Linked DNA regions of Homo sapiens: region 2 is linked to region 1. Evidence: chromatin loops called from intact Hi-C (ENCODE). Cell type or tissue: GM12878. All regions are shown on one strand. Each heading gives the region's core, and the rest is flanking DNA. Links, peaks and the distances in the headings are about the cores only.

Region 1 (5,000 bases), core at 1,480-3,979:
GTGTGTTTCAGCTGAAATCAATTTTCAAAGCATACTTTTGAGTGCCATTTACATTCAAAAATAAACACAGCAGATGTGTTATTAGGCCGGCTTCAGGATATTCCAGGAGGCCTAATGTGCCAACATTTACTGCATCAAGGCAAATGAGTAAACCTCCAGAGTGATCAGCTCCATGGAACTAATGTTTTATCTAATCCAAGGCTCGAATGAGACATGAACAGATTTCTGCTCCGCTACGCTACCAGTAATTAGCAAAGTCTCCCTAGGTCTAGTTGCATTTAGAATAAAGTAAATAATATTCATGATTTGGCCATTTCTGTTACATTCCTGTGGCTTCTAAAATTGAAAGAATGAATTCAAACAAGCTGTTGCATATAGCAATCACCATAAATGCTTCTCCAAATAGTGTAGATTTTTTCTGGAAAATCTAAAGCTCCACATACCTAAGTCTTATACTAAATAATATTCATAGTAGAGCTGCTTAATGTTGCTTTTCAAAAACTCCAAGAAGAACCATGTATATTTTTTTAACTACAAGGGACCAGTGTATACTGATATAATTTTATGTCTCATTTTCTGGCCTCACTGAACAGAAGAGGACCTGCTAGAAAGTCTCCTGTCTTCACTTATCTTTTGCGTATTTCTAAAAATAAAATGGAAATCTTGTTAAAAGATGACAAAATACCTGTTTTATTGCAAAAGTCTTCCTTTTCACATAGAAAATGGATACAGACACGAGTTCTCAAATTGTTATCTTTCCTTAACGAAGAAAGGTGACAGGGTGAATTAGTTCTTCCTCCTTCAGAATAATGCTTTCCACATATCACCCTCTGCTGTGGTTGAGCTCCACCTACCTGGGAAGGCAGGTTATCCTCCATGACAGGGGAGACATCTGCAATATCTCTGCTCAACCAGGATTGTCCACCTTCATAAAGTCACAACGGCATTGAGATGCGGCTTTTCTTGCTGCATCTGTTTTGATGCAAAACCTACAAATGGAAAAAAGAATTTCCCAATCCCAAACACTCTGGGAAGCTCTTTGATCTTCTGTCTTGCAAGATGGGGTTCGAGTTTTAAGAAACAAATTTTTATGATTGCAAAGACCTTTGATGAGGCAAATAACATGCGGTAAACTAAGGAGTGATTTAAGATTTTGGTTTGCTAGGTTTCAGGAGCACCCCCCTTCCTTCTAATGATGTAGTGGAACATTCTCCACTTCAGTGACTTTTAAACATCGATGTTATTCCCCAGCAAACTTTCAAAATTGGTTTTATTTTTCTTACCTAACTGACGATTATAGGGTTCCTGTGAATTCTCTGCTCTTAGATAAGTTAGTGTTTCTGGATACAGAGAGTACTTGTTGGATGTCTGTTGGCTCAGTAGTTGTGTGTCACCCTGAGGCTCTGACTTAATTGGCAGCTCCACCCATGGGCAGTGGTGCCCCAGCAAGGGAAGGTGGGAAAGTTAGGCAGAGCAGAACGGCTGTTTCATTAAGTTCTCCTGACTACCTGGATTATTTGCTGTCTTAATCCCATCTTTTTTTTTAATTAATTTATCTTTTTATTACACTTTAAGTTCTAGGGTACATGAGCACAATGTGCAGGTTTGTTACATAGGTATACATGTGCCATATTGTTAACCCCATCTTTCAGGGCAGTAAAAAATAAAATAAAATAAAGATATTTCAAGGTGAAGTCTTACGTGATTGCTCCATAACTGTGGATCTCCTAAAAAGTATTTTTTTATGTGTGCCCCTCAACATTCTCAGTTGCCAGTGTGCCAAAATCGGATGAGTTGTAAAAGGTAAATATAAATTGAAAACAAAAGTGCCTACTGTAATATCTGGCACATAGTATTAAATAAATGTTAGTTGATACTGAACTATAGAGCCTTATACACAAATATCCTTCAAATGGAGAATTTTATATTGTAAAAGTCACATGATTCTCTTTTTATGCTGCCAGCAGTTCTCCATGATGGACATTCTAAATATTGAATATTATTATCTTTATTTTTGAAATGAAAGGGACGGGGAAAAAAATGTAAAAGATTAGCCTAAACGACGGTATGTGGTCACAGACAGAGGAAGCAGTCGAAGACTGATTTGTTTTATTCCATTTCATTTTTATTCAGAAAGGCAGAGGTGAGTTAGTTTTATAGGAAGTTGCAGTATCCAACTGTATTTTGTTTAATTTTTGAAACAATTTTGCTTATGTGGGTTATACTCGCTTTTAAGGTTTATTCCTGTTGAAACATGTAAATCTGGTTAATTAAAAAACTGCTGTGAAGTATTCCATTCTCAAATTCTCAAGTTTCTTGCCTTTTTTTTTAATAGTTAAAAAATTTCATTCCTTACTAAAGCAGGAATGTGTATGACAGTCATACAAGGCAATATTTCTCATGCTGGTCAAGATTTTTGGTTAAAATCTTAGCAAAGTCGTGGCAATCTTAGGAATTTAGATTTTCAGACACTGAGTAGTTGCATAAATTGGACAGTGGTTCTTTGATTTAGTTTTGTACGTGTATTCTAAGTAAGTTATTTATATAAATTACTAAACCTAACTCAGTATTTTTAATCATAATCTTCAGCATGCATCATTATATGTTGTAGAGGAAAAGAGCTTTTAATCTAGTGGAATTCCAAATCATCTGTGTTGCCGTTCCTGAGAGAAATAGATAATGTTTGGGTAATGGTTATCATGCAGTTGGTTTAGATGACTGTTGTGAACTGAGTGTTTGCATCTGCCCAAAATTCATAGGTTGAAACCGAAACCCCCAATGTGACTATATTTGGAGATAGGACCCATGAGATGATAAAGGCTAAATGAAGTTAAAGAGTGGGTTCCTAATCTCACAAGGCTGGTGCCCTTATAAAAAGAGGAAGAGAGATCAGAGCTGTCTCTCTCCATGTGAGGACACAGCAAGAAGGCTCTTGTCTGAAAGCCAAGCAGAGAGCCCTCAGCAGGAAACAAACCATGCTGGCAACCCCAAACCTGGACTTCCCAGGCTCCTTCACTGTGAGAAATCAACCTCTGTGGTCTAAGCCACCCAGTCTGGTATTTTGTTATGGCAGCTCGTGATGACTAATATAATAATCGATGTATTATAACACTTGTGGGGACCTCACAATTTTAAGGAGTGACAAAAACATGAGTCGTCCTGGGTTTTGTTTATACTCTGTGTCTCAGAATCAGTGAAGCAAAGAAGTTGATGCTGGAGTAATCTCTGCTACATCCTCAAAATGGCCCAATGAGGCCAGTGTTGAGAAATAAATTTATCGCTGCACATTATTATCATTACTACCTTAAGGATGAGGAAACTTACTTGCCAAGAGTCACACAGTTAAAGTACAAATTCAGAGGTCTTTCTATACCACACTGCCTTTTAGTTTCAAAATTCTGTCCTGAATCATTTTATTGGTATGACTTGCATCACCCTAAAGAGAGCTCTGATCTCAGGGAAGCTTTGTGCAAAAAAAGGGAACCATAGGAGCTGGATGACATTTAATTGACCCAGAAACTTCTAAAAATTCCAAAGGTGATGTTATGTGGAGTTACATGCCACTTACAGAAACCAGCTTCCAGCAAGTGGCTTACCAAGACTAAGGAGGTAGCAAAAGGTAACTGCTGAAGGTGAGAGAGTGGCTTGGTGCAGTGATTTCAGAATAGAATCTATCAGTCAAGGTCCTGGCAGGAAGAGTACTTTCAGGCTGGGTGTTTGATGAAAATTTCTAGGAGAACATGAACAGGGTTTTCAAAAAGTGACTAAGGCTGGTGTAGCACCCCTAAGGGGCATTAAGAATGCAGGGCCATTATTATCCCAGGCCTGAAGAGGACAGTGCGGGTGAGCAATTATAGGAGCCCAGAGAGAGAATTGTGTGGAAAGAGCTCCTGACAGGAGCTTTGACCTTCTGTGGAGAGTCACAGCCTGTCCACAGCGACCCTCATTCTCTTCCTACCCTCTGCACTCTGCAAACCAGGGGAAGTGGGGCAGTGGCTCAACACAAGCAGAAGCCAAAGGACAAGGGAGTGCTGATAGCTATATAAACCTCCTCCTGTGCGTGCACATGCATGTACACACACACACACGCACGCGCGAGAGTATAGAGAGAGGATCTGCCTGGACAGGCAGTTCAAATGTATCAGACTCCTTCATTGTGGCCCCTCAGTACTCTATGATCTGGCCTATCCCTGCCTTCCTGCTCACCACACACCACTCACTCTGCTCAGCCACACTGACCCTGGGCCATGGGTCATTTGTGCGATTCTCTGTGAGACATTGTTCTTCCTCAGCTCAAGCACGTCTTTTTCAGAGACCCCTTTCCCCCACCAGAGTTTCTGCTCTCCCTTAAGTTCTCCATTTTTACCCACATGTGACCCCACTCACCCTTTTCTTTGATTCCCTTGTTTTGTTTCCTTCGTGCAGCCCCTAGTTTCTTAGCTTGGGAAGATACTTATCATTCATCATCCCCTGTATTTTTGAAAACTCCAGGAGATCTGGGCCTTGTCTGCTTTGTTCCCTGCTCTATCTTTAGCCCCTGGAACAGTGCCTGGCATTTTGTAGGCTCTTGAGATAGGCTTGTTGAATTGCCGAATGAGTGAATGAATGAACAAATGGAGTGTTTGGGGTGTACAGTGTAAAGCACAACTTAATAACTAAGACTCTGGAATGTAGCAAATAAATAAAGTGGCCGAGGGCATCAGGCAGAGATATGTGGAGTTCTATAGCAAAGAGCATCAAATTATGTCTTTATGCTGTCGCTGTTGAATTTACTGGCCCCAGGATTACACTGAACAAAGTCCTTATTGAACCCAGCATTTCAACAGTGCTGTCCTTGCTGCCTGTTAGAAAGCATAAACTGGAAGTCTTGATAAGTGGCAGCAAATGCTCTTGTTTTCCGTGAGCATCTCGGAAACATCAGGGACAAAGTCAATTTGATGCTTTTCTTGAGAAAGCCCATCAGTTTAGGTGATGCGTTTACATTTTTTTCATACTATATG
Region 2 (5,000 bases), core at 1,446-3,945, 450 kb before region 1:
CTCTGCTGGAAGATTCTACACACTGTGCCTACCTAAATAAATAACCAGTAGGGTTGGCCACCTGCAGTGGCTCACGCCTGTAATCCCAGCACTTTGAGAGGCTAAGGCAGGCGGATCACTTGAGGTCACGAGTTCGAGACCAGCCTGGTCAACATGGCAAAACTCCGTCTCTACTAAAAACACAAAAATTAGCCAGGCGTGGTGGTTGCATGCCTATAATCCGAGCTACTCATGAGGCTGAGGCAGGAGAATTGCTTGAACCAGGGCGGCAAGGGGGAGGTTGCAGTGAGCTGAGATTGTGCCACTTTACTCCAGCCTGGGTGACAGAGCGAGAGTCCGTCTCAAATAAAATAAAATAAAAAACGAGCATGGTGGGGTGATCTATGCACATTATGATTTGTCTGAGAATCATTTGTTTGGCGCTTTGCTTGCTTGAAGATGACTCCATTAGTTTCCCACTTACGAGTGAAGGTTAGTGACTTAGTCTTCCTGAGCTTCAGTTTCCTCATCTATAAAATGATATTATAACATCTATTTTGTTGAATAGTTGTAAAAATTAGTGACAGCATAAACCTGGTATACCAAAAGGCTACAGACAAACTAGTATAAATTTGTTATTCACTATGTCCATTGCTTTGTGTATTTACCACATTTTATAAAAGCGACTAGAATCCTAGAATGCCCCACAAAAACCTTCTGGGCCTAAAATTGCAATCAAGTGGGTCATAATACATTAGCCTGACTTCTGAATACTAGAAGTTTGACAGAGCCCAGCTCATCCATCATGGACCCATCACTGGACACAAAACCTTCCCTGGTTGCCTCAGCCAGAAATAAACCTTCCAAACGTGGTGTTCTAATTTGCCTTGTACTTTTCCCATACAATTCTTCACACCCCGTCTTCGCTTAGAATTATTTGTAGACAGATCTTGGATCTGTATTCCCAGCACTTAGCACAGTGCCTCAAGCACCAGAACTAAAAAGGGGTTTGTGAATTTCACTGTCTTGTGGCAACTTTACAGCCTAACCCCACGTGGATGACTAAATGAATCAAAAAGTGAATGTATTTAGAGATTATCTGCTCTTTCTTTATTCTTCTGTGGTGAACCCTCTCTCCCACTTTTTTCTCCACTGGCTTCTAAACTGTGTCTCTTGAAGTTTGTCCGCCACCTCCCGCCCACATCATTTCCCCACAGTTGATCAGTTGACAGTAAAAAGACAGCAAGGAGGCTGATGTCTGGATGGCTGGATCATTTCTAAGCTGGGTATTTGCAGATCAGGGGTTTCCTGCACTTTGACAAGGATTTTTAAGCGAGTATGGTAAACAGAAAGTTGTAGATTGAGACTCTATAAAGGTGAATCAAAGTGTCTTTTGAAATCACTGGTTTCCCCATATCCCTATTGCCATATCCCTCATTATTCAGAGAAATTACAGAAAAGAGAGGTTAGCCTTCCAGGGTTACTAGTGATTTGCTGTGTTGACCTTTGACATGCTCTTTAATCTCTTAGGACTTTAGTATTTTCATCAATAATAATAACAACCTGTTCTAATTACATCACAGCCTTGCTAGGCAAATCATATGAGAGTAGTATATAAAAGATATACTACTATATTACTAGAACTAGATATTAAAAAAGGACTAGGTTAGCTTGTGTAAATAGCTTTTTAAATAATGAATGCTATGTGAATCAATATATTAATAATGAGAAAAATTAGATTTGCTTGAAAACAAAATGCTATTAAAAACAGGAAGAAGCCATGGGAAAAAAGTTTAATTTGTCATTATAACAGGTAAAGAATATTGCTATAGTCACCTTCATAATGCTCTGAGCTTCCTACCCTTACAGTGAACATTCAATACATTTGGAATAAAGAACACGTTTGAGATACACTATCAAATCAAAATGGTTTTCCTGGTTTGATCAGTGGTGGAAATCGAGGCTATTAATTTAATATCCACTCCTTCTCACCATGCACACTGGGTCATTATTTAACTGTGAGCAAATGGTCTAGGTGACTCTTAGCAAATCCTGAAAATATGTAATTTCCATTCCCACTACCAATTCCGATCAAGGCCATTCTGAAGTGCAGCAAATGAGTTTAAGTACAGGGTTGACACTGCACCGAGTACTGGCACTTTCTTGCTCCAGAGGAAGACAAATGTAAATGCTTGAAAAAACACAGTTGAGAGAATAATTGAAAATGCGTTCAATGTCTTCATCCTCTGAGAATATGTGTGTGCATGTGTGTATTTGTAGTTGCTCTTTCATAAAATGTGTATGTGTCTGTTTTGATTCTGAAGCTTCCCTCTGGTGTGGGTAGGTTTCACAGAGGGGTTCTGGCTTGTAAAGGTTAACCATGCAGAAATCAAGGCTTTGTGCATTTTTGCAAAGGTCACACTCATCAGCAGTTCCGGAAAGACTGCTGGGCAGGGCCATGGTAACCACCCCATGAGTGAACCATGGCTCTGGGTTTCATTTCCTTTAAGAACACCGCTACAGCCCCTGGTTGTGTCACCAAGAGATAAAGAGGCTGCTCAGTCACTTGAAATTCAATTTGTACATTACTCCAACCTAGCCCACCTCTTTCCTTCATGGTGTTTGGCAGCTGCTTGCTGGCACTCTGCATTTCAAATGCCTGAGCTGCAGGAAGCTGTTTAATAAGTGGGATAGGTTTTGATTAATGTAACAAGCTAAAAATAGACCATGATGTAATGCATATCTCAGCAGGAATCACAGAGCAAATTGGACGGTTTCAAAGGACCATGCTGCAGCAGAGAGTTTCTCTAAAGAAATATATTTATGTTTTTATAGCACCTTGAAGGGTCAAATTGTAGAATGAGTACATTTTGGACATGGAAGCTTGTCCTGTGGGTCTTTGAATAGCAATTATAGGTGACCACACAAGAAGCTCCAGAGAAAACTGGATATTTGACACTGACTCAGGTACACTAAGGGTCATCTATACTTCACCAAACACCCTGGTATTATTATTTTTAAAAACAGCAAAAGCGAATAGAAATGGTAGCAGTAAAATTCTGGCAGTATCTGTAAACTCAGTTATTTAAGTATTGCATTTAGTTTCGTCTAATGATCTAAAAGCCTCATGTAGTCCTATGTTTAAAGGCATTGATTTAAATTTCTCATTTCTTAGTGGATAAAATAATTAGAATTCATGTTGCTTGGTTTAAGAAAGACCAATGAAAAGAAAAGCAATAGACTTGTACGGCAAGATTCCCTTATATTTACTGAGAAATGGCACAATATGTAAATGAAATGTGGGATCACTTTTCTTAAGGGAGCAATAATTAAAGATTAAAAACAAAGTCTGGAATGTACTAAAAAGAAATGAAGGAAATAAATTCATTGTTTGTAATTGTTGTTTACTAAATCTATACATTGTAAGTTGCTAAAAATCACTTTGGATATTTAGTCAAAGTATGTGTGTCTGTGTATGTGTGTTGATGTGGTGTGGTGGGGGTAAGGGATGGGGGAAAATCTTCCCTTGCTATAAATGCAAATGAGTGTGTGGAAAAAATTATGTTTTTGTATTTTTCTCTACAAGTAATTTCACCTTCCCACTATGAGAATCTGTGTACTTTATAAATGGTCCCACACTCTGGTTACTGTAAAGATGTTGACTTGTTACCTTGCCAGTGAGGGAGAGCCAAAATTAACATTCTTAGGCTGTATGAGTAATATTTTTCCTAGAGAACTTGCCTATCTACTCAAAGTACTCATCTCATGGGATAGTCAATTAATACAACCAAGGTATAGATTCCATGAAAGTAAGTTAATGCCAAAAAGAGCAAAATTTGCCCAGCCAATGACCACAGTCCTAACCAAGCCATTCATTTTAAGAGTATCAACAATCAAATAAAATCCATCATCATTATTCCACGACAAACAACACAAATTGATTAAACTGTACTGTAGTGGGTTGAAAGGTGCCCTCCAAAAGTTATGTCCCTGGAGGGGATGGGGAAATGGGAAGCAGCTTTTCAGTGGGCATAAAGTTTCAGTTGTACAAAATGAATGAATTCTAGAGATCTGTTGCACATTATGCCCATAGTTAACAATATATTGTGCACTTAAAACTCTGTTAAGAGTGAAGTATTCTTACCACAATAAAAAATACATTTAAACGAATGTAAAGTTATGTGTCCTGGAACCTGTGAATGTGGCATTATTTGAAAAAAAGGGGTTTTGCAAATGTTAAATTAAGGACAAATGTTATTTGATTTAGGAATCACCATAATCCAGGATCCTAAATCAAATGATGTGTGCCCTTCAAAAAGAAGAGAAGAGAAGACACACACTCAAAGGAAATGTTGAGGTGAAGACTAGGGCGGAGGTTGGTATGATGTGCCGGTGGGCCAAGGGATGCCAGAGATGGCCCCAGCCACCAGAAACGAGGAGCATGGTGAGAGGCATGGGATGGATTCTCCTTCAAGGCCGCCAGAAGGAATGAACTCTATCAACTATTTAATTTTATTCTTCTAGCCTCCATAACTGTGAGGATAAATTTCTGTTGTTTTAAGTTGCCCAGTTGGTGCTAATTTGTTACAGTGGCCCTGGAAAACAAATACACACAACTGAGAGTATTATCTTTGTGTGCACAGAAGAGGAAAAAAACTACGTGAAAATGTGGATTGGTAATATGTTGCATGAGGGATATCTGCAAGTATCAACTTCTAAAAATATGTATTGTTTATTTTTGCACTATTTAATATATTTGAGACATCTTTTATTTATCTATTTTTGAGACAGTCTTGCTATGTCACCCAGGCTGGAGTGTGGTGGTGCAATCATGGTTTACTGCAACCTCTGCCTCCTGGGATCAAGCTATTCTCCTACCTCAGCCTCCAGAGTAGCTGGGAGTACAGACACGTGCCACCATGCCCCGCTAGTTTTTGTAATTTTGTAGATAAAAAGTTTCTCTACATTGTCCAGGATGGTCCCAAACTCCTGGGCTCAAGCGATCTGCCTGCTTTGGCCTT

What was found. A loop is a pair of places that touch in the nucleus more often than their neighbours do. Peaks named below come from ENCODE experiments on the same cell type or tissue, not always from the same donor. Only the 100,000 strongest peaks of a DNase experiment are listed, where the experiment ranks them.
Region 2: a loop joins it to region 1, with 2.5 times the contacts of the local background. A loop is called at or near these places in 1 of 110 quality-filtered maps.

What each region holds. Positions count from the first base shown.
Region 1 is chr5:124,451,742-124,456,741 of GRCh38, reverse strand. No RefSeq gene overlaps it. Among named protein-coding and RNA genes, the nearest start is that of LINC01170, 16 kb to the right of the region's middle. In GM12878, for the core only: no CTCF peak of the experiment used is centred there; DNase peaks (open chromatin) are centred at 2,941 and 3,357; H3K27ac peaks cover 294 bases.
Region 2 is chr5:124,899,931-124,904,930 of GRCh38, reverse strand. No RefSeq gene overlaps it. Among named protein-coding and RNA genes, the nearest start is that of ZNF608, 160 kb to the right of the region's middle. In GM12878, for the core only: no CTCF peak of the experiment used is centred there; a DNase peak (open chromatin) is centred at 2,400; H3K4me3 peaks cover 406 bases; H3K27ac peaks cover 1,312 bases.